4 separate regions of the Homo sapiens genome follow, and all the other regions are linked to region 1. Evidence: chromatin loops called from intact Hi-C (ENCODE). Cell type or tissue: PC-9. All regions are shown on one strand.

What was found. Peaks named below come from ENCODE experiments on the same cell type or tissue, not always from the same donor. Only the 100,000 strongest peaks of a DNase experiment are listed, where the experiment ranks them.
Region 2: a loop joins it to region 1, with 5 times the contacts of the local background. A loop is called at or near these places in 61 of 110 quality-filtered maps.
Region 3: it touches region 1 in a loop (10-fold over the local background); 31 of 110 quality-filtered maps call a loop at or near these places.
Region 4: a loop joins it to region 1, with 32 times the contacts of the local background. A loop is called at or near these places in 44 of 110 quality-filtered maps.

The regions. Positions count from the first base shown.
Region 1 is chr1:147,269,081-147,277,080 of GRCh38, reverse strand. CHD1L (chromodomain helicase DNA binding protein 1 like) reads right to left here. Exons shown (of 23, transcript NM_004284.6): 11 at 6,076-6,149; 12 at 4,800-4,910; 13 at 1,613-1,727; 14 at 824-977. Among named protein-coding and RNA genes, the nearest start is that of CHD1L, 30 kb to the right of the region's middle. In PC-9, a CTCF peak has its summit at 3,161 (motif pointing left); DNase peaks (open chromatin) are centred at 3,180 and 3,510; H3K27ac peaks cover 2,072 bases.
Region 2 is chr1:147,386,146-147,394,145 of GRCh38, reverse strand. All of the region lies in intron 3 of LINC00624 (long intergenic non-protein coding RNA 624), which reads left to right. Among named protein-coding and RNA genes, the nearest start is that of LINC00624, 130 kb to the left of the region's middle. In PC-9, CTCF peaks have their summits at 3,814 and 4,013 (motif pointing right); no DNase peak of the experiment used is centred here.
Region 3 is chr1:147,638,852-147,646,851 of GRCh38, reverse strand. It overlaps ACP6 (acid phosphatase 6, lysophosphatidic), which reads left to right. Exons shown (of 10, transcript NM_016361.5): 10 at 1-4,622. Among named protein-coding and RNA genes, the nearest start is that of ACP6, 28 kb to the left of the region's middle. RefSeq lists an enhancer at 4,997-5,498. In PC-9, CTCF peaks have their summits at 4,476, 4,676 (motif pointing right), 5,736 and 5,939 (motif pointing left); no DNase peak of the experiment used is centred here.
Region 4 is chr1:147,887,914-147,895,913 of GRCh38, reverse strand. No RefSeq gene overlaps it. Among named protein-coding and RNA genes, the nearest start is that of GJA8, 11 kb to the left of the region's middle. In PC-9, CTCF peaks have their summits at 2,801, 3,008 (motif pointing right), 5,297 and 5,498 (motif pointing right); DNase peaks (open chromatin) are centred at 3,023 and 5,593; H3K27ac peaks cover 844 bases.

The DNA.
Region 1 (8,000 bases):
CACAGCCATCTTTGAATTTTCTATCTCCCTACTGTTGAGACCCAACTCTAAACAGTAGCCAACTCCTGTCCTTCCTTCTTTTGCAATGTTTCTCACACCAGACTCTCCCACTGATGCTGCCCTTGACAGACATTTATTACTCCCTTCATACCTGCATCTTTCTAGTATCCTAGGAGTTGGTCTCTTTGCATCCAGCCCCTCATCCTTAGGGCAAAAACAAAGCATCCAGGAAATATTATGAGTTTTAATTTTAACCCAAGGGCTGCTACAGAGTAACTCTAAGTCCTCTTCCAAAAGAGAGCTCTAAAATCTTCCAATCCAGTGTCTGTCTCCCATCCAGTACTCCCTTCTTTAAATAAATTACCTCTAGTTCTTTCACCCATTTTTTCTAAGGCACAATTATGAATTCCTGATCTCATTCGCCCTCTTCTGAGTATGAAGTAATGTAAGTCACTGATCAAAGGCTCTGGGACTAAGGTGGAAGTACAGAATTAATTGTTATTGAGTTCTTTATTTTAACTAATTCTCTTAACAGCCCTCTGAGCTAACCTGTGGTGTCTTTATTTTTAGAAATGCAAAAAGAGTAGATCTAAGAAGTTAAGAAAGCCGCTCAAACCCAAACAGCCAAGAAGTGATGAGGCTTGGAACTAATCCTTACTTCCTACAGACCCTGCACACAGCCAGCACTGTGGCAGGTGTGAGGGAGGCCAAGGAACAAATGTGTAGCTGGGGAGAGGGTGAGTGCTGGTTCTTTTCATTTACATTCTCCTCCACAAAGGGTATTGGTATATTCCAAAGTGAAGAACAGTATATCATATCATACCTGGAGGTCAGCATCGGCAGCGGGTTTCTGGGCTCCCAGAGTAAAATGGCCTCCTTCTATGATCATGTTGGTGAGCTGCAGTTTGGAGGCTGCTTTCCTATAGACTATTTCTTCCACAGTGTCTCGACCAATCAGCCGAATAACTTTAACAGACCTGGACATAAGTCAAACAAGGGTAGTGTGCTATAAGGGTGTGCAAAGCTGGGCAAAAGTATGCAAGGTAAATACATCTAAAAGCAAACAAAACCAAATACCATATTCAGGGTACAATGAAAGGGAGATTGGTTCATTTGGTCCTGAGCACTTGTTAGAGAGAACTCGCCTGAAATTCTCTCTGAACCATTCCAGACAGTCAAAGAAAGAATGATGGGGTAACCATGACTGGGATTCCTTATCTGTAGCCAAGGAAAATATCTGGAAGATCAAATTATCCTCAGATCAAAGGGCAACATCTATCTTTCTTTTTTTTTTTTTTAGCTTAGCTCCATAGCCCCATAACCCCATTTTTTAACTGAGTCAGACCCTAACTCAAGAAGGATGAGTTAAATGACTTCTAAAGTTTCCTTCTAATCCTTTCACAGTTTGATTTGACTCCTTCTAATAAAGTCAGTCTGGACTGATAATGTGACCCACCCAATACTACCCTAGGAGTCAATAGCACAGATGAGCTAAAACCTGGTGGTCTCTCAGCTCCCAGTGTGGGACTGTCACCAGGACTATATTCTTCACCTTTTTCACAACCCAGAACTGCTGCTGGGCAAGCCAAGGAAGCAGAAAAAAATCACTTACTTGTTTTGGCCAATGCGATGAGCCCTGGCAGCTGCTTGCAAGTCATTCTGAGGATTAAAGTCACTGTCAACAAAAATCACAGTATCTGCTGCTGTTAAGTTCATGCCAACTCCACCTGAAAACAATGCAAAAAGGAATGTAATCAGCAGCACAAAGACGAGGAGCTAGAAAATAAGCACAAGGCTAGAGTGGGTCAGACTGATAAACTGAAATCAGTCAAAACAATTGGCTTCATCCTTCAAATGGACCCACACCCCTAACTCCAAAGCCTTGTTCCAGCGGTGAGAAGTGCTACCTGACCTCTTATTGCCTGATGGGAAAATTTTTATTACTGAATGGAACAGAATGAGCGGAGCAGGGGCAAGTGGCCAAGGTGGATACTTAAGTCAGTGCCATGGAGCCACTTTATCTCTTCTGCTTAAAAACCTTGATTAGATTTTGATTAGAGTAGTCTGAGGAAAAGGACACATGCTCTTTCAGAAAACAGATCTAAATATGAGAGGTCTGCAGTGCGCACTGTCAAGAGAAGAGTGCCGAATGTCGCTTGCAAGTTACAACTAGGTAGCAAGATCTCTGATAAAAAGTTAATGAGAAGAGTGGATGATATTATACTCCTGAGCAGAGTGGGAAACCTCCTCCCTCTGATTAGAGAAAACTCCAGTGAGTCTTTTTTGTACTGGTTTCCACATTAATCAAAAAGAAAGTAACAAAACCAACGGCAAGACAAGAACACTCTTGTCATTTACTCTGAGTGTTCTGAGGCTTGCTCAGAACACTCTTGCTGGTCTTTCTTCAGTGCTGCAGGAAGAGAGCTGAGGAGGTACCTTGAGTTACAGGAATTAATTAAGAGAACCGTGAAGGTACATTGCAGCCTTCTCTTTGATTAATGTGAAAACAAGTACAAAACAGACTCCCTCTTGCCAGGGTCGTTAGAGCTGGTTGCTGAAACAAGCAAGCCTGAAAGGGCTTGTTCCATAAACCTGAATTAAGGACTAACTTTTAAGAAGGACTACTGACCATAAGCTGGATCTCCAGACAAATCAGGCAGGAATATTCTAATTAAAGTCTTCGTATCAAGTTGAAGTTGGAACAAGGAGGTAATCATGACCGATTACTGAGAGATGCTAAATTATACCTAATAATAATGATAATGACACTTACGCTGTGCTTACTACTTGCCAGGCATTATTCTAAGCACTCTCTCTATATTAACTCCTTTAACCCTCACAACAACCCTGTCGGGAAGTTGAGTAGTTGCTACGATTTTCCCCACTTTATAGATGTTGAAAGGGAGGGTAAGGGACTTCTCTGAAGTTGCAAGCCTAGAAGGTGAAAGAGCCAGGATTCATTCCCTTGCAGTCTTGGTCCAGAGCCCGTGCTTTTATCCACTATACTATAATACTTTTCAGGTGCTTATTTCATTTTAAAATGTGTTCCATAAAATTATCTTCTTGAATTCATGTTGTCTAAGTGCAGCTCTTCACCGAGGGGTGAGATTTTTATAAATAAGCCACACCCACATCCATGAATAGGAACATATTCATGAGCTATCACTGCCATCTGGTGGCAACATGACTCATCACAGAAATATTTGAAATTTGGAAGGAAACCTGTTAAATAAATGAAAATACTGCAAAACTACAACAAAACTGTGACAGCAAACACAACAGTGTTTGGAGAAGACTAATGTCCAGGACTGCTTCAGCTCCCAGATCTACTCTGAGTCCTCCAAGGAGATTAACTGAAAAGCAGAGATCTCTTTTTTCCTAATTTTAGACATTTCAAACATAATGCTGCTCTCTGAATATGAGGATGATGAAATCATTAAAGCATAAATAAAACTGTTTTCCCGGCAGTGATGATGCACTGCCTGATTCTTTCAGTTTCTCCTGAGACTAACCCTGAGGCAACTGATCACATGAGAAAATGGCTGAGACTCCATGTGCAGTCTATGATCTTGGAAGAGTGAGGCCAAATGAATCTTATGTTATTAATTTTATTAGGGAGATAAAACAAACACAGGTGAAATAATCTCCTTATAATCAAAAATTATATCTAACACTTCTTTCATATACCCTTATAGCAGCAGGCATTTAGAAAGCTTTCTAAATAAGACTGAACTCTCTTTTTAGAAAAATGTCAATCTGTCTTTAATAGAGGACACACATCTCTTTCATGTTCCTGCATGTACTCCATCAAGATTTATGTCTACAAAAATAAGATAATGAAACTAGGATCCTATGAGTTGAAAACTAAGGTCAGCTTGCTCCAGGACCTGAGAAAAATTTCTTAGGCTGGAATGTAGTGGTGCAATCTTGGCTCACTGCAACCTCCGCCTCCTGGATTCCAGCGGTTCTCCTGCCTCAGCCTCCGTAGTAGTTGGGATTACAGGCACGCACCACTACATCCAGCTAAGTTTTGTATTTTTTTAAGTAGAGACGGGGTTTCACCATGTTGGCCAGGCTGGTCTCAAACTCCTCACCTCCAGTGATCCACCCACCTCAGCCTCCCAAAGTGCTGGGATTACAGGCATGGGCCACCGTGCCGGCCTTTTTTTTTTTTTTTCCAGACACCACAATGACTTAGAGAATCATTTCATCTCCAAGAGCTGATTTCAAATTATGTAACAGTAAATGAAAGCACTCTGTAACTGGTAAAGCATTACAAATGTCGTAATATTCACGATTTAAATCATATATGGATGATGTCATAAATAATTCTAAAAAGTTGGTATTTTCAACATAATCACATTTTTTAACAACTAGATTTTTGTTAAGCTTTTCAGCACTATTCCAGAAATACTTATAGAGGAAGGACAACTAGTAGACAAACTGTTACCTTATTTCCCAAATTCACGGTTGGGAAGAAGAGCTACTTCCACTGAATGTAAATGAAACATTCCACAAAATCACATAAATCTTTCAGGACATTCCCAGGTCAATGGTCAAAGCAGATTAGAATTACTTTCCAATAACCCCAGGTTTCAGCCTTACTTCTTTGCTGAGATGACAGTTTGGACAGGCTGGATAGAAAACAGCACCATGCTTGATGTCCAGTACCTTGTTTTACATTCAATAGTAACCTCACCTTTCAGAGAATTAAGGAAAAAAGTGTACTAACCGTTGGGATGTAATAGTACTCTATTATCCCTCATTTGTCTGTTTCCATCAATGCCTTTGCAGCCTACCTGCCCTAGTACTCAGGAGAAAAACGAAAATGGGCTGCTGTCCAAAGTTCTTAATGGCCAAGTGTCTCTCTTCTCCTCTCACAGAACCATCCACACGCTCATAGCTGTAGCCTTTACAGAGAGGAAGAAAAACAGAAATCTTAACCCTTTTCAAGTAGTCTTTGGGGAATAAAAAATTAAGCCCAAAACCAAAGGCCAATTTTGTCCCTTTCCATATACAGGCACAGCCCTACTTTAAGCAAATCCCAAAGGGAAAAATTTAAATTAACAGGGACAATTATCATTTTACAAAATAACTCACCATAACATACTCCTCTGGATTTTTTAAATACATGCAGTTGAAGTCTTTGGCACTTATGAAGTTAATACTCAGTTTTGACTATTCTCAAGCAACCCTGAGCATCTATCCTGTGTGATAGTTTCAACTTTGCTGAGATGTAATTCTTATGTAAACAGAAGACAAGCGCTTGGAGGCAGGTGAGTGAGCCCCTTCTAACAGTCCAGCAATCTGCCTTTCAGTGAGGCTTTAGAGTTCGCCACCTGCCTCCATGCATCCGTGTGGGGAAGGGGAGCTACAGGATCAGGCTGTTTATGCATCTGGGGACCCCTCAATGGCCAGTGGCATGTGCCAACGGCATTCTGCAAGTGTCCACTGGACCAGGTATACTGCGGAACTCAGACACCCGGTCTGAACTACTTTTTTAAATTGTAAGGTCTGGAGCTGTTCAACATTGGGCTCAAGATCAACTCATGTTAGAGCCTTTTCTCATCATCTCACACAAATCTTATTACATATTAAACAGACTTCCCAGGTAATAACCTACATTCTTTATTGTCTATGCAGAAAAAGTTGCTCTTACTTTTCCCCTGGCTTATTTGTTATCTCTATAATTTCAATATTCACCTTTTCACTGATCATGAGTAAGTGCTCAACTGTTGAGGTGAATGTTACAAGACGCTAAAAGCTCTAGTCACTGAAACTTTATCACACATTTTCAAAAACATTTCCACAACATTTGCTCCACGGCCCATAATTTTAAATCATGTAACTGATGGGAACGTGGGTGTTTATTTCTGCCCACGTGCCTGTTCTCTGCTGTCCATCCTTGCCTTCACACATCACTCTCCTCTCGCCTTTTGATTTTTTGGTTCTGAATAATGTTCTCACCCTGCTTTCCTTTGTAATATTCTCATATCCCATATTATTCTTCATGGACCTATCTGGACTGTTAAGTCTAACAGAGCCTTAGGTAATGTAGTGGCCAAAAGGTGTCACCTCTGTAATCCATATAGTCTTGGAGAATATCCAACATCTGGGTCATTTGGGAGAAAAGTAAAACCCGATGGCCCCTGGCAAGAAAAAGAAAAGGAAACACTGCCAAGTCTAGTGGTATTTAAGGTCAATTTCCCTCAGGCAAAATTTACCAAACAATAAAAGTTTATAAATAAATACCAAAGTAGAAATATAAGTGTCGTATGATTTATAGACTGCCTCAGAACCTCCAAATGCTTTCTATGAGAATACACCTCCACAGGTAGCTGTATCCCTCAGAGCAGTCATCCTCAAACTAGAGTGGAGATTATTCCCAGGAGACGTGTCAATGCAACAGGGGATATAAGCCCTAGAATAAACAAGGTGCCTCTTTCTGGAATGTCAATTTGCTCAATGGAAAGAAATATAAGCTTTCATTTTAGTAGCAAAATAAATACAGATATGTGAAGAGTAAAATGCAAAATTCAAATACACACACAAAAAAAAAGAAAAGAAAAACTGGAGACTCTGAAGAAAGCCTGTGGTCAGTCATCTACAACTATGCCCTGTTTGGGGGTGTAAAGTCACTATCCTCTCATCTACAGCTATATGGGTTGAAAAGTCTGAGAAGCATTACTTTAGAGAAGCAAGGGGTAAGTGATGTCTCATTTTCCATAACACGAGAAAATTTTTGTATAGCGAGAGGAGGGAAGAAAGGCGGCAAAATGATGGAGTAAGTCAAGAACAAAGTCAAGCCTAGAGTCCCTTGTTACTGGCTGTTATTTTAAATTTGCATAAACAAAGAAGCACAGCACTGTCAAAACAATATTCTCATTATAAAAACTTATTTAATCTGAGCTTGCAACAAGTGTAAGAGGAAAAATTATGGGGAACTCTTTCAAGATTCAAGCCCCAAATGGGTAGAGAAAGCAATGAACCTGAAAACCTCAATTCTAATCTCATTTCTGCCATTTGTTGGCTGTGTGACCTTGGGCAAGTCATATAACCTTTCTGGGTCTGTGAAATAAAAAACTGGCCAGAAGGCATTTATAGGTCCTTCTCCAACTCTAACATACTTATGGCAGATATACGAGAACCAATGAAATACAGTAAGACATGAAATTATTTAACTTGCACATTCCTAAAGTTGAGCAATTTTGCCAAATCTGAAGTTTTAGATTAGTTCAGGCCATACCTAAGACAGTCATTCCAAAGGGATAATTTTGAAACCCATGGGAATCTGGGCTTTTCCTAGACTCCTCTAGAAAGAGAGAACTCTGGTGACTAGGAGGATTAGGTATAAGCTGAACACATGGCTGTTGAACACTAACTGAACCTGGTCTTTTTTTTTTTTTTTTTTTTGAGATGGAGCCTCGCTCTGTCACCAGGCTGGAGTGCAGTGGCATGATCTTGGCTCACTGCAACCTCTGCCTCTAGGGTTCCAGTGATTCTCCTGCCTCAGCCTCCCAAGTAGCTGGGACTACAGGCGCCTGCCACCACACCCGGCTAATTTTTGCATTTTTAGTAGAGACAGGGTTTCACCATGTTGGCCAAGATGGTCTCGATCTCTTGACCTCATGATCCGCCCACCTCAGCCTCCCAAAGTATTGGGATTACAGGCGCGAGCCACAGTGCCTGGCTCTGAACCTCGTCTTCTAATGCGCAACTCATGTCCCTGAGAAAGAGTCCTTCAAGTTCCCCTTAAGTTTAAATCAAACCCCACAGGTTAACAAAAATGAATGTTTACTGAGCCTTCATTATGTGTCAATTCAATGCCAAGTTACTAGCAGGCAACTATAAAAGAAATGCTCAGTGTTGTCTCTGTCCTTGTAGAGCCAAACAATATATAGTTGGAATGATAACGGTAAACATAAACACCAGTTAATCAGACAGCAGATTACGGCAGCACATTGCCAAGTGCTGGATTAGGATTATAAGTGCTGTACAAA
Region 2 (8,000 bases), 120 kb before region 1:
GGCTCACATCTGTAATCCCAGCACTTTGGGAGGCCAAGGCAGATGGATCACCTGAGGTGAGGAGTTCAAGACCAGCCTGGCCAACATGGTGAAACCCCATCTCTACTAAAAATACAAAAATTAGCCAGGCGGAGTGGTGTGCACCTGTAATCCCACCTACTTGGGAGGCTGAGGCAGAAGAATCGCTTGAACCCAGGAGGCGGAGGTTGCAGTGAGCCGAGATCGTGTCACTGCACTCCAGCCTGGGTGACAAAGTAAGCCTCCATCCCCACTGCCCAAAAAAAAATCAAATAAAAAAATGTTTTAAAGATAAAATAATACTTACAAATTTGTGTTAATGAGTTTATAATGGGAAGGGAGTTATATAGAAGCAAAGTTTTTATAAACTACTGGAATTAATATTAATCTGAACCTTTTAGGTTTAGATTAAGACACAGATTTCATGCAATACCCATTGCAAACACTTAAAAATACTTTAAAATATATAGTAGAAAAACATTAGTATATGGGAAATCTCTGTACCTTCTGTACAATTTTGCTGTAAACCTAAAAATGCTCTAAAAAATAAAGTCTATTTTTATTTATTTATTTCAGGATGGAGTCTTATTCTGTCACCCAGGCTGGAGTGCAGTGGCATGATCTCGGCGCACTGCAATCTCTGCCTCCCGGGTTTAAGTGATTCTCCTACCTCAGCCTCCTGAGCAGCTGGCATTACAGGCATGTGCTGCCGTGCCTGGCTAACTTTTATATTTTTAGTAGAGACAGGATTTTGCCATGTTGGCCAAGCTGGTCTCAAACTACTGGCCTCAAGAAATCTGCCTGCCTTGGCCGGGCACGGTGGCTCACGCCTGTAATCCCAGCACTTTGGGAGGCCAAGGCGGGCGGATCACGAGGTCAGGAGATCGAGACCATCCCGGCTAAAACGGTGAAACCCCGTCTCTACTAAAAATACAAAAAATTAGCCGGGCGTAGTGGGGCGGGCGCCTGTAGTCCCAGCTACTTGGGAGGCTGAGGCAGGAGAATGGCGTGAACCCGGGAGGCGGAGCTTGCAGTGAGCCGAGATCCCGCCACTGCACTCCAGCCTGGGCGACAGAGCGAGACTCCGTCTACAAAAAAAAAAAAAAAAAAAAAAAAAAAGAAATCTGCCTGCCTTGGCCTCCCAAAGTGCTGGGATTACAGGGGTGAGCCACCACACCCGGCTTAAAGTCTGTGTTTAAACATGAGTCACCAAAACAATAAAAAACTAATAAGGGAGTTTAAATGCTACAATTGAAAATCTCTATATAACATAAAAGATAGCAGTAGTAGAGGAACAAAAATACATAAAATATATAGAAAACAAATTGCAAAACAGCAGATGTAACTCCTATTATTTCAATAACTACATTAAACGTAGGTGGATTAAACACTACAAATAAAAGGCAGGGATTCAGATTGGATTAAAAAGCAGGATCCAGGCCAGGCACAGTGGCTCACGCCTGTAATCCCAGCACTTTGGGAGGCCAAGTCAGGCAGATCACCTGAGGTGAGGAGTTTGAGACCAGCCTGGCCAACATGGTGAAACCCTGTCTCTACTAAAAATACAAAAATTAGCTGGGCATGATAGTGGGTGCCTGTAATTTCAGCTACTTGGGAGGCTGAGGCAGGAGAAATCAGTTGAACCCAGGAGGCAGAGGCTGCAGTGAGCCGAGATCATGCCACTGCACTCCAGCCTGGGTGACAGTGAGACTCCACCTCAAAAAAAAAAAAGGCAGGATCCAATGATATGATAAGTGTTTCTTTAAAAGACATACTTTCAATTCAAAAATACAAATACATTGAAAGTAAAAGGATGGAAAATATACACTGTGCAAGCAGTAAAGGAGCTGGAATGACCATATTAATATCAGAAAAAAATAGACTTTGAGACAAAAAAGCTTACTTCGGACAAAGAGGGAGATTTTGTAATGACATAAAGGTCAATTCAGAAGGAGGCTTTAATTATTACAAACATATATGCATTTAAGAACAAAGATCCAAAGATATGAAACAAAAACTGACAAAATTGAAGGGTGAAATAGATAATACAATAATAATTGGATGTTTCAATACTCCACTGTCAATAATGGATAGAATAGACAGAAAACCAGCAAAGATATAAAAGACTTTAAGACACTATTAACCAACTTCATCTAACAGACCTCTATCAAATACTCCATCCAACAGTAGAATACACATTCTTTTCAAGCACATGTGGAATATTCTCCAGCATAGATCACATACTGGACCACAAAGCAATAATGAATTTAAAGGGTTTATTTATTTTTATTTTAAAAAAAATTTCAGCATTTACTTTAGATTCAAGGGGTACATGTGCAGGTTTGTTACACGGGCATATTCTATGATGCTGAGGTTTGGTGTATGATTGATCTCATCACTCCAGCCTGGGTGACAAAGTAAGCCTCCATCCCCACTGCTCCCCCCCCAAAAAAAAAATCAAATAAAAAATGTTTTAAAGATAAAACAATACTTACAAATTTGTGTTAATGAGTTTATAATGGGAATTAAGTTGATATTAATCTGAACTTTTTAGATTTAGATTAAGACACAGATTTCATGCAATACCCATAGCAAACACTCAGGTAATGACCATAGTATCCGATAGTTTTTCAACTCTTGCCTCCCTTCTTACCTCCCGACTGTAGTAGTCTCCAGTGTCTATTATTCCCATCTTTATGTCCATGAGTCCCAGTGTTTAGTGCTCACTTAGAACATGCAGTGTTTGGTCTTCTGTTTCTGTGTTAATTCACTTAGGATGATGACCTACAGTTGCATCCTTTTTGCTGCTAAGGACAGGATTTCATTCTTTTTTATGGCTGTGTAGTATTCCGTGGTGTGTATGTACCATATTTTTTTTATCCAATCCTCCACGGATGGGTACCTACGTTGATTCCGTGTCTTTGCTATTGTAAAGTGATGTGACGAACATCCGAGTGCATGTGTCTTTTTTTTGTAGAATGATTTATTTTCTTTTGGGTATATAACCAGTAATGGGATTGCTGGGTTAAGTGGTCGTTTTTTGTTTTTTGTTTTTTTTTAAGTTTTTTGAGAAATCTTCAAACTGCTTTTCACAGAGGACAAACTAATTTACATTCCCACCAACAGTGTATAAGCATCCTCTTTTCTCCACAGCCTCACCAGCATTTGTTACTTTTTGGCTTTTTAATAATAGCCATTCTGACTAGTGTGAGATGGTACCTTGTTGTGGTTTTGATTTGCATTTCTCTGATGATTACTGATGTTGAGCATTTTTTCATATGTTTTTTGGCCACTTTTATGTCTTCTTTTGAGAAGTATCTGTTCATATCCTTTGCCCACTATTTAATGGAGTTTTTTCTTTTTTGCTGGTTGAGTTGTTGAGGTATGAAATTCTTTTCTCAGCTTGGTTTGCTCTGTTGTTAAGGCTTTCCATTGTATTTTGAAATTCCTGTAGTGAATTTTTCAATTTCAGAGGCTCAGTTTGATTCTTTTTTAAAATAGCTATGTTGTCTTTCAACTCTTGGATCATTTTACTGCCTTTCTTAGTTTGGGTTTCAACTTTCTCTTGAATCTCATTGAGCTTCCTTGTTATTCAGATTCTAAATTCTATGTCTGTCATTTCAGAAATGTCAGTCTGGTTAGGACACGTTGTTGGGGAGCTAGGGCGATACTTTGTAGGTAAGGAAACACTCTGACTTTTTGAATTGCTGGAGTTCTTGCACTGATTCCTTCTCATCTGAGAGGGCTGGTGTCTCTTTGTCTTTTTAAAGTTGCTGTTGATTGAGTGGGGCTTTTTGTTTTTATATTCTTTTTTTCCCCTTGAGGTTTTGACTGTGGTGTATGTTGTGTATAGTCGATTGGCTTCATTTCTGGGTGCTTTCAAAGGGTAAAGGGTCTGTGGGCATTCCTTAATTGTGGCTAGTTTCCTGCACTGGGTTTCACAGGCTTTGCCTGCCCAACAAATTTACTTTTGGTTGGTGGTGTAATTCATGTCATGATCCAGTAGATGGCACTTAAGAGTAAGAGCCAGCAGATATGCTGTTAGCTATGTGCATTAGCAGCAGTGCTTAGGGGAAGAGGGAGAGGGGAGGGCAAGAGATGTCTCCCTCGTGGTATCTGCTCCTGGGCCTTGAGGGACCCCCCTCCAATCACTAGCACTGTGTCTATGTTCCTTAGTTCCAGTGGGGGTCCTGGTGGCCTGCACTCCCACCTCCGTTAGGGGCAGTCAGATCCACAGGTTGGGTCAACAAGAGACCCACCACTCCAGGGAACCTGCTGATTCTCTGTGTTTGGCAGAGCCAGAGAGGGTTGTGGGCTATGTCTGCGTTGGCCTGGTGATGCAGTGGATCATGGGCGGAGGATCCCTGGGCAGGGTGGTAGTGCCACGAGTGTGCAGCTGGTGTGGCGTCCACGGCCTGGGTTTTTTATTTTTGCCCAGGAGATGGCTATGGGGTCTACTGAGCTTGCAGTCCCCCAACTGAGCCTCCCTCAGATGTTTGCCCCAGGAGGAGGCCTGACCAGCTAGATTTGTCTCAAGCATTCTGCATCCAGATCGCTGGGTTGTTCCAGGTGTTCCAAGCCTTGGGGCCCTCTTGGGCAGAAGCTGCAGCTGGTCAACAGGCTAGGCTCTTCCCAGGCCAGCTTTGCATAGGAAGAGATGCTCAAGTCCCACGCCAGCACATGCCCACAAACTCACGCCTCACTCTTCTCAGTGTTCTGAGAGTGGAGGCTTTTCCCTTGCTTGAGGTCAGGTCACAGATCTCAGCTTGATGCCCCTGGGCAGTGTGCACAATCCCTGGGGGTTGGGGACCAGGCCCATGGCTTTGCCCTCTGGCCTCTTGGGGTTGAGCACTGGCTGTGTTCCGGGGAGCCAAACTGCTGCCAGGCGATTGGCAAAAATACTCAGGTGGAGCAGTGGAGGCTGGAGGCTGTGCTCTGTGCTCCCTGTTGCAGGAGCAGCCAGGCATGTGGCCTTGGGAGGAGCTGGTGTACAAGGGCCATGTGTATCAGATGTGCCCCTGTCCCACGGGAAAGGTAGCTCTGCTCTCTCCCAGCCCGGCAGTCAGCAGGGGCTAGAGCCACACAGAACAAAATGGAGAGCCTTGGGGAATGGGAGCCTATGCTCACATTTTTGCTGTAGCTCTGGACTCCATGCAGGTTCCAGTTCTGCTTCAAGGCAGTTTCCTCTATCAGTTCAAATGCCTGTGGGGGTCATGGGATCTCTTGTAGTCTGGATCCCAGAGGTGTGTGGCGGGAGTGTGGTGCCTGGGAGTTCCTTCACTCACTGCTTCCCTAGGACCTGCTCAGGATCAGGAGCTGGTCTTGTCACTCTGAGTGACTCCATGCAGGCGCCTAGCTTCCTCCTTCTTCACCCTCAGTGTCTCTGTCACCTCTCTATCAACTTTTTGTGTTTTCTCTCAAATGATCTGTTTGAACTATGATGTTTTACTTGAAATCCTGGATTCTCTTTGTGGGAGAGGCATTTCCTGGCTGTGTCTAGTCAGCCATTTTGTCCCTTTCCATGAAAGTATTTAAATAATACAAAGTATGTTCCCCAGCCACAATGGAATTAAATTAGAAACCAACAACAAAATGAAATTTGGAAACTCCACAAATATTTGGAAATTAAGCAATATATTTCTGAATGAATTATATTATGAATGAATCAGGAGAAATTACCAAAAATTTAGAAAGTATTTTAAATTGTATCACTATGAAAACCACACATATTACAATTTATGGGATGCAGCTAAAGCAACACAGAGAAAAATTCATATGACTTTAAATGCCTATATTAGAAAAGAAAAAGAATATTTCAAATTAAATGAAAAGCATCATAAGGGAATATTATGAGGAACTTTATGCCAACAAATTAGACAACTTAGGTGAAATAGTCAAATTCTTAAAAAACCCCATAAACTACCAAAACTAACTCAAGAAGAAATGAAACATCTGAATAGATCCAAAATCTGTAAAGAAATTTGTAGTTAAAACCTTCTCACAAATACAAACTCAGACTTACATGACTTTGCAAGTGAATTCCATCAAACACTTAACAAAGACATAAGACTGCTGCTCCACAAGCTCTTCCAGGAAATAGAGGCAGAAGGAACAGTTTCCAACTCATTCTATGAGGCCATATTATCCTCATACCAAAGTAAGATAAGCATATTACAAGAAAAGAAAACTATAGACCAACATCTCTTCTGAATATAAATGGAAATATTAGAAAATGAAATCTAAGAATATGAAAAAGAATTATACACCATGACTAGGTAAGATGCATCCCAGGAGTGCAACGCTGTTTAACATCCAAAAAACAATTAATGAAATACATCATATTAAAATAATATAGGACAAAAACCACATGATAATTTCAATATATGCAGAAAAATATTTGACAAAATTCAATACCTATTTATGATTTTAAAAAATCTCAAAAGACTTGGAATAAAAGATAGCTTTCTCAGTCTGGTGAAAGCCATCTACAAAAAAACCTATGGCAAACATCAGTCTTAATGATAAAAGGCTGAAGACTTTCCATCTAAGATTGGGTAAAAGGCAAGGATGTTCACTCTAACCTCTTCGATTCATTCTAACCTCTATGGGAGGTTGTAGCCCATGCAAAAAGAAAATAAAAGGAAAGAAAAGACATATGGATCAAAAGGAAAAAAAAAACAATTATACCTATGTGCAGATGACACAGTGGTCCATGTAGAAAACCCTAGGGAGTCTACGCAAGAAACAACAATAACAACAAAACAAATCCTAGAATTAATAAGGGAATTTAGCAAGGTCACAAGATATGTGATCAATATACAAAAATCAGTTGTATTTCTGTCTACCTGCTATAAACAATCTGAAAAGGGAATTATGAATTTATAAAAGCATTAAAAAGAATACCACATGTAGGAATACATTTAATAGACGGTATGCAAGTCTTGTACATGGAAAGTTTCAAAACATTGTAGAGTCAGCATCATGCAATATACCTTCGTATAATAACAAACCTGCACATGTACTTCCTGATTCTAAAATAAAAGTTGAAAAAAGAAAAAAAAAGACCTTGTAGAGATAATTTTTTAACTCTAAGTAAATGTACAAACTTTCAATGTTTTTGGATTGGAAAACTCAATATTGTTTAAGATGGCAATTTTTTCCAAATTGATCTATGGGTTTGGTGCCATTCAAAATTCCAGTAGATTTTGTGTGGAGACAAACAAGCAGATTCTAAAAATTCTGTGAAAACTCAAAAGACTCAGAATAGCAGAAACTATTTTAAAAAAACAAAGCTGGGAATTTGTTCATGTATAGGAAGACTCCATATTAACATGTTACTTATCTCCAAATTGTTCTATAGATTCTATATAATACCATTCAAAATAATAGCAGGGTTTTTCTCTTTTTTTAAAAAAAGATGACAATTTGATACTAAAATTTATGTGGAAATTTGAAAAACCTAGAATAGCTAATGAAATTTCTGTGTACTACATAGTCTTGTAATCAATCATAGACCTAAATATAAAATCTAAAACTATTAAAGTTCTACAAAAATATAGGAGAAATTTTAATGACATTGGTGAGGCAAAGATTTCATAGATAAGACACTAAAAGCATGAGATAGAAAATACTCATATATTTGCCATCATCAAAATTTAAAAACTTTTGCTCTTCAAGAAGATACTCTAATGGAAGTGAAAAGCAAAGCCACAGATTGGGAGAAAATATCTGCTAACAGATATCCAAAAAAGGACTTGTATCTAGTACAAAAAAATGTACAGTTCAACTATAAGACAAACAACCAAATTTAAAAATAGTTAAATTTGAACAGACATTTCACCAAAGAAGATGTATAAGTAGCAAATAAGTATATGAAATATGCTCAACATCATTATTCATTAGGGTCACACAAATTAAAATAAGATACCAGTAAACTTCCTCTAGAATGGCTAAAATTTAAAGGGCCAAACCAAGTGTTGCCA
Region 3 (8,000 bases), 370 kb before region 1:
AAGGTGGGTAGGAGTTAACCAGGAAAGCAAGGATGAAAGCGTGTTGCGTTTAGATAAAGGATAGGCTTCAAGGTCAGGGAACGTTGCTGGGTGGTGAGATGGAACCCTGATGTGGAGGCTCAGCAGGAAGAAGCAGGAAGGACACTGGGCCCCTGGTGGTTTTAGTTCCAGAAACAAATGTGGGCCCCAGGGCTCTGCAATGGTAAGGCTGGAACTACTCAACATAAGAGCTCCACCTTTAACTGTGCCCCCTAAGAGTACCTGATGATCCCCCTATCTCCTTGTCAATGTTGCTGTTCTTCTCCAGAATCTATTTCAACCCTTCTCTGATTTCAAACCACCAGTCCCTTTACCTCTCAGAGAAAACAGCAACCACAAAAGCCTCTCCACTTCCTACTATCTTAATATTGACAACTTCCAGATCAGGGAGCTGAGATATCTCAAGCTCAGGTTTCTCTTCTGAGCTTCAGACACTTTTATCCACTTGGATTTCACTGGCACAAAACTTTCCATGTTAGAATCAAACCCCCCTCCTCCCAGACCTGCTTCTCCCACACACTTCCCTATCTGAATGAAAGACACCTCCACTCTCCACCCAGTTGCCAAATCAGAAATCTGTCTTTGTTTTCTTTGTCTCACATTTTCCTATGTCTAATCAGTTAAGTTTTATCAATACTACCTGTTTATTTCTTTAATCTATTCACATATCTTTATCCTCAATCTTCAGCATCCCCTTCCCATCCTCAGTCTGCTGGTTACTGTATTTCCTATTTTACTAAGAATCTAAAAGAGATCAGAAGAAAACTTCCACATCCCCCAACACCCAACCACCAAATCTGCTAACCCAGTTGCATTGGTGCTTTTATAGCCTTCCTTCCTCCCTCTTACTAAGAATGAACCAACACTATTCCTATCAAAGCCCAACCCTCTAGCTTTACATTGACTCCTAGTGTCTTTTTTCTGGATTGTCAATTTTTTTCCTGACCAATTATTCTATTAGCAATACAAATATGCTGTAAAATCTCTTAAACTTTTTTCTCTGCATCTTTGAACTGCTGTTCTCTTTTCCTTCTCCCCTTCATAGCAGAACTCCTCAAAAGAGTTGCTACCTCTAATTCTTCCCTTCCAGTTCTCTCATGAACCAGCTACAATTAAGTATTCACCCCCACCACTCCATGGAAACTGCTCTTGTCAAAATCATCAATAGCCTTTGTGTGGTGAATCCAATAGCCAGTTTTCATTCTTCTTACTAAGCTTCTCATCAGTATTCCTAGACTATTTCCTTCACTGGCTTCGACAAATGCTTTCTTGGTTTTCCTCCAATTTCTCGACTTTGTTCCTGCTGAATCTACCTTTTTCTAATCCGTAAGTGTTGGGGTGTCCCAGGGCTTACTCCTTGGACCTTTTTTCCACCTTTTCCCCTACACTCACCCACTAGGTGATCTCAAGAATTTCCAGTTTGAGGCCGGGCGCGGTGGCTCACGCCTGTAATCCCAGCACTTTGGGAGGCCAAGGCAGGCAGATCACCTGAGGCCAGGAGTTCGAGACCAGCCTGGCCAACATGGCAAAACCCTGTCTCCACTAAACCTGCCTCTACTAAAAATACAAAAATTATTATATTTTTATAAAATTATTATAATTTTATAAAATTATTATATTTATGGAGTACAATGTGATGTAATCCCAGCTACTCGGAAGGCTGTATGTGTCTATTTATGGAGTACAATGTGCCTGTAATCCCAGCTACTTGGGAGGCTGAGGCAGGAGAATCACTTCAACCTAGGAGGCAGAGGTTGTGCTGAGCCAAGATCGTGCCATTGCACTCCAGCCTGGGCAACAAGAGAGAAATAACATCTCAAAAAAAAAAAAAGAATTTCCAGTTTTAAATATTTACACAATGTCTCCTAAATTTATACCTTCAACCTAGACCTTTCCCTGTGAATCCCAGTCTCATTTCCAACAGTCTAATCAATGTCTCTATTTGGATGTTTAAGATATACAATAGGTATCAAACTTCCCATTGTCCACAATAAACTCTCAATTTCCGTGCCTTTTCAAACTTACTCCTTCCACAGGCTTTCCCATCTAGGTAAATGACACCACCATTCACCCTGTTGCTTTGGCCAAGAACTTTAGAACTGCCCTTGACTCCCCTCTTTTTCTCATATCCTACCTCTACTACATCAGTAACTCCTGTTGTATCTCTCTTCAAACTATATCCAGAATTGACCATGTCCCAATACTTCCATTGCTACTGTCTTAGTCCCAGTGTCATCTTTTACCTGGATTATTGTAAAGGCCTCGTAACTAGTCTTCCTGTTTCTGCCCTTCCCTTCTCTGCCCATCTATTCTCAACACAGTGTTGCTTTTAAAACAAAGTAAGATCGTGCCACTCTTCTGCTCTAAATTCCCCATTGGTTTCTCATCTCAAACTAAGGGCCAGTCATAATGCCCTCACGGTCCTATGACATCTCACTGCACCCCAGCCATACTCGCCATCTTACCATTCTTCTTCTTTTTTGTAATAAAAACTTTTTACTTTCTTTTTAGTTGACAGATAATAATTGCGTATATTTATGGAGTACAATGTGATGTTTTGATATATGTATGCATGAGGGAATGATTAAATCAAGCTAATTAACATATTCATCACTTCATCTACTCATCACTTTCTTGTGGTGAAAATGTTTCAGATATACTCTTTAGTAGTTTTCAGGTGTACAGTCGCTGTGGTTTGAGTGCTTTTGTCTTCTCTAAATTTGATGTTGACACTTAGTGCCCAGTACAATGTTACTGGGAGGTGGAGCCTAATGGGGATGTTTAATGGATTAATGCCATTATAAAAAGGGCTTGCAGGAATGGGTTCCTTCTCTTTTGCTTTTCTGCCATATGATGACAAAGTGTTCCTCCTCTCTGGAGGATGCAGCAACAGGCACCATCTTTGAAGCAGAGAGACCAGGCCCTAACCTTCTGGTGCCTTGATCTTGGACTTCTCAGCTTCCAGAACTGTGAGATAATAAATTTCTGTTCATTACAAATTACCCCATCTGTGGTATTCTGTTATAGCAACACAAAATGGACTAAGACAACAGTATACTGTTATGAACTATGGTCACCATGCTGTGCACTAGATCACAAAAACTTATTTCTACTGTTTAACTGAAACTTTGTACATTTTGACTAACATCTCCCTTTTTCCCATCATCCCATCCCATTCTTACTATCGTTGAAGATGGAGTATGCCAAGTAGTCCTGAGCCATGTCCTCACCTCGGGGTGAGCACCTGTTGTTCCTGTGCCTGGAATGCTCTCCTAGACATTTGCGTGGCTAGCTCCCTCTTTTCATTCAGATCTCAGCTCATTGTCATCTCAGAGAGGCCCTCCTTGCCCTCCTTCTACCTCCTGCCTTAGGTATACTCTGCCACCTTCTGTCATGGGCTGAATTGTGTCCCCCCTAAATCCATATGTTGACATCTTAACCCCTAGTACAGTAAGTCCTCACTTGATGCTATCAATAGGCTCTTGGAAATGTCGGCTTTCAGTGAAAGGACATATAGCAGGTCCTTGAATAACATTGTGTTTTGTTCAACATCGTTGCCTTGTAACACTGATGAGCAAAACAGTTGGTTCTCTAATATGTTGTTTTACTTAAAGCTACAGTTTCCAAGAACCTATCAATGATGTTGAGGACTGAATGTACCTCAGGTGTAATGTATTTGGAGATAGGGCCTTTTAAGAGGTAAAGTAAATGAGGTCATATGGGTAGGCTGTAATCCAATATGACTGGAATCCTTATAAGAAGAGGAAATGAGGACACAGACACAGAGGGAAGATGACTATCTGCAAGTCAAGGAGAGAGGCCTCAGAAGAAACCAATGCTGCTGACACCACGATCTTGGACTTCTAGCCTCTAGCACTGTGAGGAAATAAATTTCTGTTGTTTAAGCCACCTAGTCTGTGATACTTTGCTACGGCAGGCCCTAGCAAATGAATACACTTGTCTTGTCTTTCCCCCGCCCTGTGATATTTATCAGTGCCGGATATTACATATTTGTGTATCTATATGCTTATTTCCCTGACTAAAATGGAAGCTCCATGAAGGCAGATTTCCTCTTGTTCACTGATGTGTCCCCAGCACCTGGAATAGTGCCTAGTGCATGCCAGTGCTCAGACACTTGGACATTTGAATGACATATCCCCTCTGTCACTTCTCTCCGGGGCCCAAGGCCACCCTCCTAGGTTACCACAGTGGCTTCCTAATGGGCCATACCCTCACTTGCTTTCCATCACCCCCTGAGACCTGGCCCCTGCATACCTCTCCAGCTTCACCCCTCACATATCTCCCTAGCCAGACCTATAGTATGTTTAAAAAAAAAGGAAATCGCACTCCTCTGGCCTCTTTACCTTGGCACACATTTTTCCATCACCTGACCCCTGACCCACACTCCCTTTTCCTGTGTAATCCAATTATCTCTAGGCCTCCCGTGTTTCTGTTTGTCCTTCAATAGAAGGTTGTTTGTCTTGTCTTTTATTGTATTTCTAGAACCAAGTGCAGAGACTGTACAAAGTGGACCTCAGCAAAGATTTACCGAATGAATAAATGAGTTCAGAACGCTGACTTAACTCTTCTGTTGGCACCCAGGTGGCTTCTATGCACTCTCCTTCCACTCACCACCAGGGGGAAGCATGGAGTAAAGGAAAACACCAAGGCTTTCGCTGGGTTCAAATTCTGACAGCGTATTTATTTCCTTGCAACGCTTGGACGGGTGTTTCTGAGCCTGTTTTTCCTCTCATGTAAAAATGGGCATAATGATACGTACTAATTAGGGTTGTTGTGAGAATCAATTAAGGAAACGTATAAGTGCCTTCAAGTATTCTTATTTTCCCTTTTCTCTTTCATCTCACTTCCCACGAGATTCTTAACTGTGGTAGGTTTCGCAAGCCAAGGGAGCCTTTGGGGATGCTCCTCTGCAGGCAGCGCCCCGCCTCCGCCTGCCCTTCCCGGGGCACTGTGCCTGTGTGTGCAGGAGATTTGTACAGAACCCTGGCTCCCTCACTCACCAGTTGTGTGACTGTGGGCATGTCACTTAATTTCTCTGAGCTTCCATTTTCCCAACTATAAAGCGGGGAAGTTAATGTTTATCTACCTGATGATTTGTCCTGAGGATGGAAAATAGGGTGTGAAAAGCTCTTCATAAATTCCTAACCTGTCCCTGCCTTGACTCCTTTCTCTAAGGGGCCTCAGAGTGCTGTTGAGGTTTAAAGAATTCCCACAGGAGGCTCTCACCCGTGTATGGCAAAGTGAAAGGCTTCCCAGGACGGAGGAGAGCCAGGCTTGCCAGGGAAGGCCGACTTCATCTGCGGCTCCCCTGATAGCTCTTCCCGAGGGCCTCGTGGCTTATCTTACAGAGCTCTTGGCTCTGGCAGGCCCTGGGATGAAGGACTGTCATTAGACAAGACCCTTCACTGCCATGTGCCTATTCCCCTGTAACAGTTAGTTCCACGTGGATCGTTAAAAACTGCAGCAAGGGGACAGAAACCCTGAAGGGCCCAACTGAAGAGGGAGGAGGAGAGAGTTCCCGTCCCACCCTCCCCTAGTCCTCGAAGCACCGGGACCTGGAGTGCTGACCTGTTTATTTTCATTGTAGGAAACTCAGGTCTTTGTCAGTGGCACCTGGCACCCCTTTTCCTCAGCTGGAATCCTCTAGGGCACCGCCATCTACCTGCAGAGGAGGCTGGGCGGGCTGTGGGGGGAGGGGTGGGCTAAGGGCACCTACCCTGTCTACAACATGCCAGGAAGGGATCATTCTTCGGCTTTGGGCTAGAGCGTGTCCTGGGGCTGCTAGGCAGCGATGAGTCTCTTCTGCTGGGTGGGGAATTCCCCGGGGAGATGGCTGTGTGCTCTCTTCAGACCCTGCCCTCTAGTGGCCAAGGGGACTTTGCAGCCCGGCCCTTCCCAGTCCACCCTGCCAGCCTCTAGAAACCTGACCCCTGTCTAAGGCTGGCTGGGGAGAACTGAAAAACACTTTCCCCAGTAAAAAGCTGGTCTTCTCAGGATTCCGCTCTCCGTTTGGCCTTTAAATAAAATGTACCTTTTCCTGAAGAAATTGGGAGGGGGGCAGTGGCCCACAGTCACCATGTCTGAGAACTCAAGAGACCACTGATCTTGGAGTCATGTGCTCTGAGTTCAAGTCCTGCCCTGTACCTACTACCTGTGTGACTTTGGGCAAGTCCATTAATTTCCTGTTGATAAGCCTGTATATCTTTATTTGTGCAATGGGACTCTAATATAGCATCTCCCTCATGGAATTATCCTAGGAATGACATAGATTAGGTATGGAAAGCACTTCCTAATATGAAAAGTGTTATACAAATATAAGCCATTGCTCCTGCTATGCCAGAGGAGCCTCTTTGTGGCTCCTCCGGAGCATTCCTCAGGGCTGTGGGCAGTGGGTGCCTGCGGACCTAGATGGCTTGCCCCTGGGTGGTAAGATCTTGGTGGCTGAAGACTAGGCTGTTTCAGGGGTGTTTAAGCCACATGAAGGATGCTGAAAGAAGCACCTACCTTGGAGATAAGAGCCAGGGATTTGGATTCCAGTTTTACCACTTTCCTGGGCCCTGTGACCTTGGGCAACTCCTTTAGCATGGCAGAGTTTCTGTTTATCCACATGGAAGGATGGTGATACTATCTGCTGGGGTTAGGGGAGGGGGATGTAAGCAAAATAACCATGTGAAAGGGTATGGAAGGTGCTACCTCCTCAGATACAAGTTTTGAACCTGCATCTTCTTGTATTTGGGGCTTAAGGAAACTAGGGTCCAGCAGCTTACTGTAAGCCAAGAAGTTTGAGTTGCTCTGTGTTGTACAGAGATTTTTAGAGAAGGCAAGTATGTGTGCTTTGAAATCAAAGGAATAGCTAAGTCAAGCAGTAAAGGGAGTGTGCCGGGAGGCTGGGGCCAGTGTTGGTAGAGCTGTTTATATTGGTAGGAAAGCAGGGCATTTTTCTCTGAGGCAAGCCTTTCACAAAGGAAAATCTGGATTTGAGAGAGATTAAAAGTCTCAAAGGTAGGGGAAAGATGTAAGGAAATGGCCTGCACTGAATCACTGCAAAGGACAGTATTCATCAGAGAATTAATTTGGAAGGAAATAGAGTGTGAAATAACAGCAAGGCTTTCAACTCTGGGTACCATGGCCTTAAAAACCCAAGCAGTGCTTCAGAGGCTTGCCAGGACCCAGCCTGGGAGCTACCTCCGGAAAAGCAGCTGGGGGATGCCCAGAGACCACAAATTGCTGAGCTTGGGAGGAACTGATTGAGTGTGTAATTAAGGGGAGGGTTGTATAACACTTGGGTAAGTAGAACTTGATGGGGTCAAACCAGCAGGGCTTTTGGGAGATGAGAGAGCAGTCCCTGGAGCTGTTAGTAACTGAAGCCAGCTGCATAAAGGTAGGCACAGCTTACCTGGGCCTTGCACAGAGAAGAATGGAAGAGATCAGGAAGGGGAAAGGTTGAAGGAATGGTTGTTCTCTAGGTCAAAAATTCCAAAATGCTGAATACCTCAGGGGTTCAGTTCTAGGAGTAAGGTAACATTATGGAACAATGGGGAAATATCCCTGGAAACTGAAGATCAGAGAGCCTGTGGCTTGGCCAAGGTCATATAGCACCATGGAGATTTAATGGATTCTGAACTGCGATTGTACATCTTGGCCAGGTGGCTCACACCTGTAATCCTAGCACTCTGAGAGGCTGAGGTCAGAGGATCGCTTGAGCCCAGGGGTTCGAGGCTAGCCTGAGCAACATGGCAAAACCTCATCTCTACAAAAAATTTAAAATTCAGCTTTACGTGGTGGCAAGTGCCTGTAGTCTCAGCTACTCATGAGGCTGAGGTGGGAGGATCACTTGGGCGTGGGAAGTCAAGGCTGTGGTGGCCCGTGTTCGTGCCACTGCACTCTAGCCTGGGTGACAGAGCAAGACTCTGTCTCAAAAAAACAAAAACAAAAGCAAA
Region 4 (8,000 bases), 620 kb before region 1:
TGCACTCCAGCCTGGGTGACAGAGAGAGACTCCGTCTCCAAAAAAACCATAAAAATAAAAAGAGTGGAGGCCTCTCCTTACCCTCTTGTTCCTATCCTACCATCACTGTGACCATGCTTAACAGTTTGATATGTGTCTTTCTAGATGCTTTTTCTATGCATATATGTATGTACATGTCAATGAGATCAACGAATTGCATATTATTGTGTGACTTGCCTTTTTCCCTTAATATATCTTGGTGATCTTTGCAGTGCATGCAGATCAACCTCATCCTTTTAATGTCTGTAATAGTATTCCACAGTAAGGACATCCTGTACGTTTATTTGGTCTGTTCTCTATTGAAAGACACTTAGATTGCTTTTTTTCCTGTCACAATATTTTTAAGTAGTAACATCCTTATGAATATATTTTGAGCACATGTAGGAATATTTCAGGAGTGTGTAGAGGTAGAAATGATTGTTCAAAAGAGGTAAAATTTAAAAGTTCATAGGTACTACCAATCGCTCTCAAACACACTGTACCATACTACACTCATATAGCTGTCAAGGGAGCACTTCGTTATGTATTCTTACAATCACTGGCTATTGTCCAGCTTCACATTTTTTACAATGGGATGGGCAGAAAGTATCTTATTTTAGTTTGTGTTTTTCTGGTTACTAGAGAGATGGCGTGACTCCTCATGTTTACTAGCTATTTGCCTTTCTTTTTTCTGAATTGCCTACTCATATCCTTTGTCCATTTGGGTAGGGGGAGCAGTTGTCTTTTCCTTATAGACGTATAAGCTCTTCTTATAGACTATGGTTATTATTCCTCTGCCACTTATGTTGTAAAACTTTTTCCAAATCATCACTTGTCTTGCAAGTTTACTTTTAGTGTGTTTTGCTGTACAGAGAATTTATATTTTTATCTAATCAAGTCTGTCATTTAAAAATGTATTGTTTCTTGACTTTGTGCCTGGCTTAGAAAGCCCTCTACATTTCACTTAAATTCAAGAAACCAGTTAGAAAAAAATTTTGCCAGATCAGCTTCTGTTTCAGTTCAGCATTTAAGCCTGGATGCTTAAAAAACTGGATTATGATAGCAATGTCAGTACTGCTGATTCTCCTCCTAGTTTTTAGTCCTCTTTCTCTGCTGGCATTAAACATAATGATAATAAAGGAGTACAGTCATCCCAAAGTATCTGTGGGGGATTGGCTCCAGGACCACCCGCAGATACCAAAATCTATACAAACTCAAGTCCTGTAGTCTGCCCTATGAAACCCGTGGATATGAAAAGTGAGCCCTACTATAATGCAGATTTCCAAATCTTGCCTTCCTACCCATGTTTGGTTGCTGATGCAGAACCCACCAATATGGAGACAATACGGAAGGCAGACTGCATTTATTGAAGAACACCTGTGTATAAGTGGACCCGCACAGTTTAAATCATTTTGTGCAAGGGTCAACTATATATACATATATATAATTCATCATCTTGGTGCATCTGGAGACAGATTTTATCATCATTTGCAAGGGCCTCTTCTGATTCGCAAATCAGAAAGTCAAACCTGGGGATTATCTGTGACATTTCGCTTTTCCAATGTGTTTTTGTCTTGCATTTTATGGCTCTGGATGCCTGATTTGTACTATATTCAGATATCACTGATGGATGAGATAGGTGAGAAAGAGCAAGAATGTTATTTTTATTTTATTTTTTTAATTTTAACTTTTTTTTTTTTTGAGACAGAGTCTCACTTGTCACCCAGGCTGGAGTGCAGTCATGCAATCTCGGCTCTCTGCAACCTCCTGGATTCAAGCAATTCTTGTTCCTCAGTCTCCTGAGTAGCTGGAATTACAGGTGTGTGTCACCATACCCAGCTAATTTTTGTATTTTTAGTAGAGATGGGGTTTTACCATATTGGCTGGGTTGGTCTCAAACTCGTGACCTCAGGTCATCTGCCCACCTCAGCCTCCCAAAGTGCTGGGATTACAGTCGTGAGCCACCACATCCAGCCCTGTTTTTCTCCTTTATAGGCATATTTTCTACCTTTTTACGGAGAGAGAGCTTTTTTATTTTTCTTTTTGCCTTTGCTTTTTGTTTTGGAAATTGCTTGTCTCTTTTATGTATCTCTAAGGCTGTCATTACCCTTTCTTGGGCCTGTAACTTCTCACTCAGAAGCAACAGCGTAATTGTCACAGCCCGTCTGGGTTGGTCCTCTTATAGGTACTTGGTCTTTTTGGTCTCAATGTATGTGAAAGACAGAATAATGGCCCGCAAAGATGTCAGCGTCGTAATCCCTGGAACCTGGGAATATGCTATATTACATGGCAAAGAGGAATTAAGGTTTCAGATGTGGAATTAAGGTTCCATTCAAACCACAATTCTCAGTTTTTCCTGGCTCCAAGCGATGCTCTGTTCTACAGAAAGCAGCCACTCACTCTTAAGAAACGTACTTGCTGGGCATCTGATTGGCTTTAGGCTCACAGATTCCTATAATTTGCATATTCCGGTGGTAATTATTCTTCCTATAATTATTCTAGAATCTAATATACAACTGTGCTTTGGTTGCCATTCATGACAAAGAAATAGCTGTGGTCTGTCTGTGCCAGTTACTCTGAATTTCACAAAGGCTTGCCTCTTTCCTCATTCTTTACTACTTGGTTTCTTTTCAACTCAAGTTAGAGATTTGAATCTGACCAGATTTTTTGGAATGAATCTAGACCTGGAAGCAGGAAAACCTCAGTGTCTGTAGCTTAATCTAGTTGGTCTCTCAGTCACCAAGGTCTTCAGTTTGTCTGTCTTGTAAGTGGGGATAATGCATCTCATGTACATCAGCTGACATAGTTCCTAACCCACAGGAGACTCAAAACAAATATTGTTTTCTTCCCATCTCTCAGTTTTATGGCCTGTAACATGGGTATATTAATGAGACATACTTTGCCAAGGTTTTTTGAGGATTAAATAAGATAATACAGATATTCAGAAAGAAATGCAAGCTTGTTTCCTTTTGGAGTCATGCTGCACTCCTACCACTAGATGGCATGATCAGCACAGCCAGCTGGTGAAAACAGCTCTGAAGTCTAAGGGAAAGGGATCCCACTTCGTTTTCTTTTCTCAGGATGAAGTTTGGAAATAATTATCACAGATGTACTGAAGAAGTCTTCATTTTTGCTGTAAATCATGTATTACCATCAGAGATTTTCTTGGGCAGTAGACTTCCCTGAGGAATGGTTGGAAGTGAGGCCTAGAAACTGGAGTGGTCTCTTTGAAACGTCGTTTGATCATGTCCTTCCCATACATGCCTCTTTTATCGTGTCCTTCCCAGACTTTAATCTCACTGTGGTTTGCTGTCACCTATTCAAGTACATATAAAATAAGTCACTCAGGGCTGGGTGCGGTGGCTCATGCCTGTAATCCTAGCACTTTGGCTGAGGCGGGCGGATCACTTGAGTTAGAGTGAAACTCTGTCTGGAAAAAAAAAAATCACTCAGGTTGAGAGTGAGAGGCCCCTAGTCCTGCCCCTGAGGCACCACAGTGGAGCCCTGGAACTCCGTGAGCCATGGCTGAAGAACCACTGCAGGAGGAAGCTTGGGGCCTTTAGCATGGCACATAGGGCCCTCTGCTGTCTGATGACTGCCAATTTACTCCAGCCCATCTCTTGCCACTCATAGCTTTGCACTGGCTCTCAGCACCTATGATCTACCGAGTTTCTTATGCACATAATCCTGTTTCTTGCCTCTATGCCTTTGCCTACGCAGTCCCCTCTCTATTTTGAATCTCCTCTCCCCTAACTGACTCATCCGTTGGGGCTCAGTTTGGGCTTTAACTTCCCCAGGACTTCTTACTTGACCCTATCTAAGTTGTTTTCTAGTAGTTCACTTATGTGTCTGCATCCCCCACTAGTCTGTGAGATTTCTGAGTACAGGGAAAGTCTCTTACGTCTATTTTATAAAGGCCTGGCAAATGAAAGAACTCAATGGGTTTGGAGAAATGAATGAGTGATGAGTAGAGAGAAGGGCACCACCTAGATGAGGAGGTAGGAGATGAAGATGTAGGAGATGAAGATGTAGGAGTGGCAAAGGAAAATGAGTGTTTTGAATCTAGAAGTAAGGGGAGTCCTTCCCCAGCTGCAGGCTGAGCCCCCAGCAGGAGACCAGGTGAGCCTTCTTCTCTCAAAGCCTCAGTGGCAGCCCTCACAAGAGGTCACCAGGGGCTGGGAAATTGGAACTCCTTCAGCCACAGAGCAGCTGTTAGAGAAGCACTAGCAGTGTTGGGAGAGGAGGACCTCGGGATGGGGGCAAAGGCTCCGGCTGTCCCAGAGAGACAGTGCAGAAGGATGGCTGTTTGACTGCCCAGGCTCCAGGGACAGCAGGCTTGCTTCTAAGAATCATTTTGACTGTGATCTTCGAGGCCTGGGGTTGGAGGGCCTAAATCTGCCCAGGCTGTACTAAAGGCAAGTGTCCTACCAGGGATGACCTCTGCCAGAAGGCCAGAGGGCGGAGGTGGATCTCAATCTGAAACTGGGAGGGGAAACCACTTGAATCTTAAAAAAATCGCTTCTTACTTCATTTTCCTTCTGAGCGGGTCCCTAGACATCCAAACAATGCCTCTCCAGGCAGCCTGGCACGGCTGTCATAAAATGCAACTGAAATCTGTATCTATGGAAACAGGCTGGCTCCTCGTTTTTGCCTCTCTCACTCCCTGCTTCTGTGTTGGCCAGGATGGGGCTAGACTCCAAGCTCTGCACTCTGATGTAGGGGCAGCTTCATCCATGCTCTGATGGACCTCCTGTGTCCCCCTTCCTTTTACCTCCTCTTACCAGAGGCAGAGGAGGTTCTGGGAGAGGGTGACCTCGGGATGGGGGCAAAGGTTCCGGCTGTCCCAGAGAGACAGTGCAGAAGGATGACTGTTTGCCTGCCCAGGCTCCAGGGACAGCAGGGAGTGACTGACAGGGGTGCTGTAGGCTCGATGCCCCAATCTGGGCTTTTGGGATTGAGGCCCAGACCTTTATCCACTCAACAAAATTAATTCCCTGCCTCCTCCACCCACCCTAGGCTTGACAGCAATTCTCTGGTCCTTTCTTTCCGTTGCCTGAAGAGGTGACTTAGTATTCCTTAGGGTACATATGTGATGGTGTTTGGTTTGAGAGGTTTATTTAAAAAAAATATTTTGGGGGGATTTAAGATGAATGAAAATCATTCTGCTTCAACTTGGCAGAATGGACTGAAATGGAAACAAAGACAGCACAACTCTTTTCTTCTCTAGCCCTGATGTGCTGATTTACTAAACCAGGAGTTTTCTTGCAGGGGCAACCTGTTTTCAAAACACACTGCAGACAGGTCTAGCTTAGCTGACCTGTGTGAACATCAATGGGGAGGGTAGAAGGAACAGGGTGATGGCATTCGGGGATCTCACCATTCTGACAAGACACAAGTCATTCAACAGCCAGAGGTTCTGAGGACAGCATTTCCACTCCCACGGGGTGCCCCTGTCTGGGCAGCCCAGGACAGCGTCCGGAATACCGCAGAGCTTGGCCCTGCGCCACGAGGGGGCGATGCCGTCTCTCTTTTGCTCCACGCACTGTAGTAGACGCCTTCAGAGCCTGAGGGCAAAGAAAAGAGGCTTACTCCAAGTCTGCAAAGGAGAGTCAAGTGAACTCTTTTTTTCCACACGGGAAAAGATGGATATGGTCTAAATGGGAGGGGCTGGGAGGACAGGAAATGCAAAGGGGGACAACCTTGGCTTTAATTTTACTGTATAACCACACTCTCTGGGCCGGTTTCCTGGTGCCTTCCCTTTCACCCTGTTTAGTGATCATTATACTGGTGGCACTGGATGCCCCAGAGGGTATCCCTCTTTTTCTCCTCTTACTTTTCTTCCTATTCAGAAGTCCCTTTTATCACGGAAATATTTGCCCTGTCTCCCACAGCACCACAAATCCAGAATCACCAACCCGAGGGTTTCAAGATTCTTTGCTCTATCCCCTCCCTTCTCTCAGACCTGTCCTTATTTCCTTTGGTCCTGCACAATTCTACTGTATCCCTGATTGTACCAGGGGCAATATTTGATGATAAAGGGCAGAGTAAATTGTAGAGCATTAGGTTCATGTGATGACAAAGCAAAGGGCAAAACTTCAGCAGATGGCAGGCCTTGATCACTGGAGACAAACATTCTGGGGCCTTTCTGGTTAGGGCAATGGAGAACCCATTCTAAGAGTTATGGCTGAGATTGTGTGAATTTAACTCACCCACCTGCAAATCAGAGACAGACTTGGCTACAGGAAGCCTCTGTTGCTAGGGGCAGAATTGGGGAGCTTTTGGGACCTTCTCTCTTGTGAGTTGTCCATGGCCTGGGCTTGCACTCCAAAAGCCTCCTGGCTAATTGAAATCCACTGGTACAGCTTGCATCAACAAAGACTCCAGGCTCCTACTCAGGAGTTCATTTTGCCCTTGGCCTACCTGTAAACCCATTAGAGTGGAGAGTGCAGAGGAATTTCTCTCCCCACTAGGTCCAGCAAACACATTTTCATGTCCTTGTAAACGATGAGGGAGTCTTCCATGGAAGACTGTAGGTAGAGCCATCACTGGCTTTCACAACATGGTTTAGTATTTTTGTTGTCAGTCTCTATAATCTGGCTATAATTCTATAATTCTGGCTCAGAATCTATCACTTACTAGCTCTGTGATAGGTGGCAAATTAACCCTTTTAAATCTCATTTTTATCATCTGTAGATGGAGATGATTATTATGAGAACTTAATGAGATAATCTATGTTAAAGTACTCGGCCCAATTGCTGGCACATAAATGGTTGTTATCATTATCTTGAAATGCAGTGGAGTATAAAGGCTAAGCCAGCTGACTCAAATCTGAGCTCTACCACTTACCGTCAGTGTGAGCTCAGGAAAACCATTTGATTTCTATATGCCTCAGTCTTCTCAGATGTAAAATGCAATTTATTTATTTGAGACAGGGCCTCTCTCCTGTTATCCAGGCTGGAGTGCAGTGGCACAATCATAGCTCACTGTAACCTTGAAGTCCTGGGCTCAGGTGATCCTCCTGCTTCAGCCTTCTGAGTAGCTAGGACTACAGGCATGTGCCACCATGCCCAGCTAATTAGAAAAAAAAAATCTGTAGAGACAAGGTCTGGCTGTGTTGCCCAGGTTGGTCTCAGGCTCCTGGCCTCAAGTGATCCTCCCACCCCAGCCTCCCAAAGCACGGGGATTATAGGCATGAGCCACCATGCCTGGCTAAAAATGAAGTTTAATAATCACAGCTATGTCACAGGGTACTTAGGACTGAATAGATAATGTATGCAGTGCACTGAAAACAGTTCTTGGCATATGCTGAGTACTCAAAGAAGGCTGGTCATCACTGCCTATAAAGCTGTGGTTTGGATTATCCAAAAGTTACCTGCATTTTGCTCTAGAATACTAAGATGCGTGTTTTAGTTAGCAGGAGAATTATTTTCTTATTTGACTTAGTTTGCAGTAAGGTGAATCTGTATTTGTTACTTGTACAACTGGTTAATGCTGGGGCTGGGGCTTAGAACATGGCTGAGGGAGACTGGTTAGAGATGCAAGATGTGCCACAGAGAGTCCAGAAAACAGATCACTTTGAGGCACTTGCATGGCATCTTTTCACTAGTGCTCCTGTATAGTTTATCTTTTACTACATATCAGTTTAGAAAGAAAGATTTTATTGTCAAACCAATTTTGCAGGTAGAAGAGTAGGTGAAAGAGACAGATTACGTGCCCTGCCCAAAGGTCACAAAAGCAGGATCTATATCCACATGGCAGTTGCATTTAAAAATAAAAATTAATCAAAGTAGCTTTTGGCTCTGCCTGACAGGACAAGTCATAGACAGTGTATTTAATGTGTCATTAGACGGTGTTGGCAGCCTTCGTCACAGCTGCAGTGAATCTGGGGTAACACCAGGAATACAGCACCTCTCTGATTATTTATTTTTAGAGTCTCCAACAAGAAAATTTTAAGAAAAGAAAAAAGAAATCATTGTGGGTAG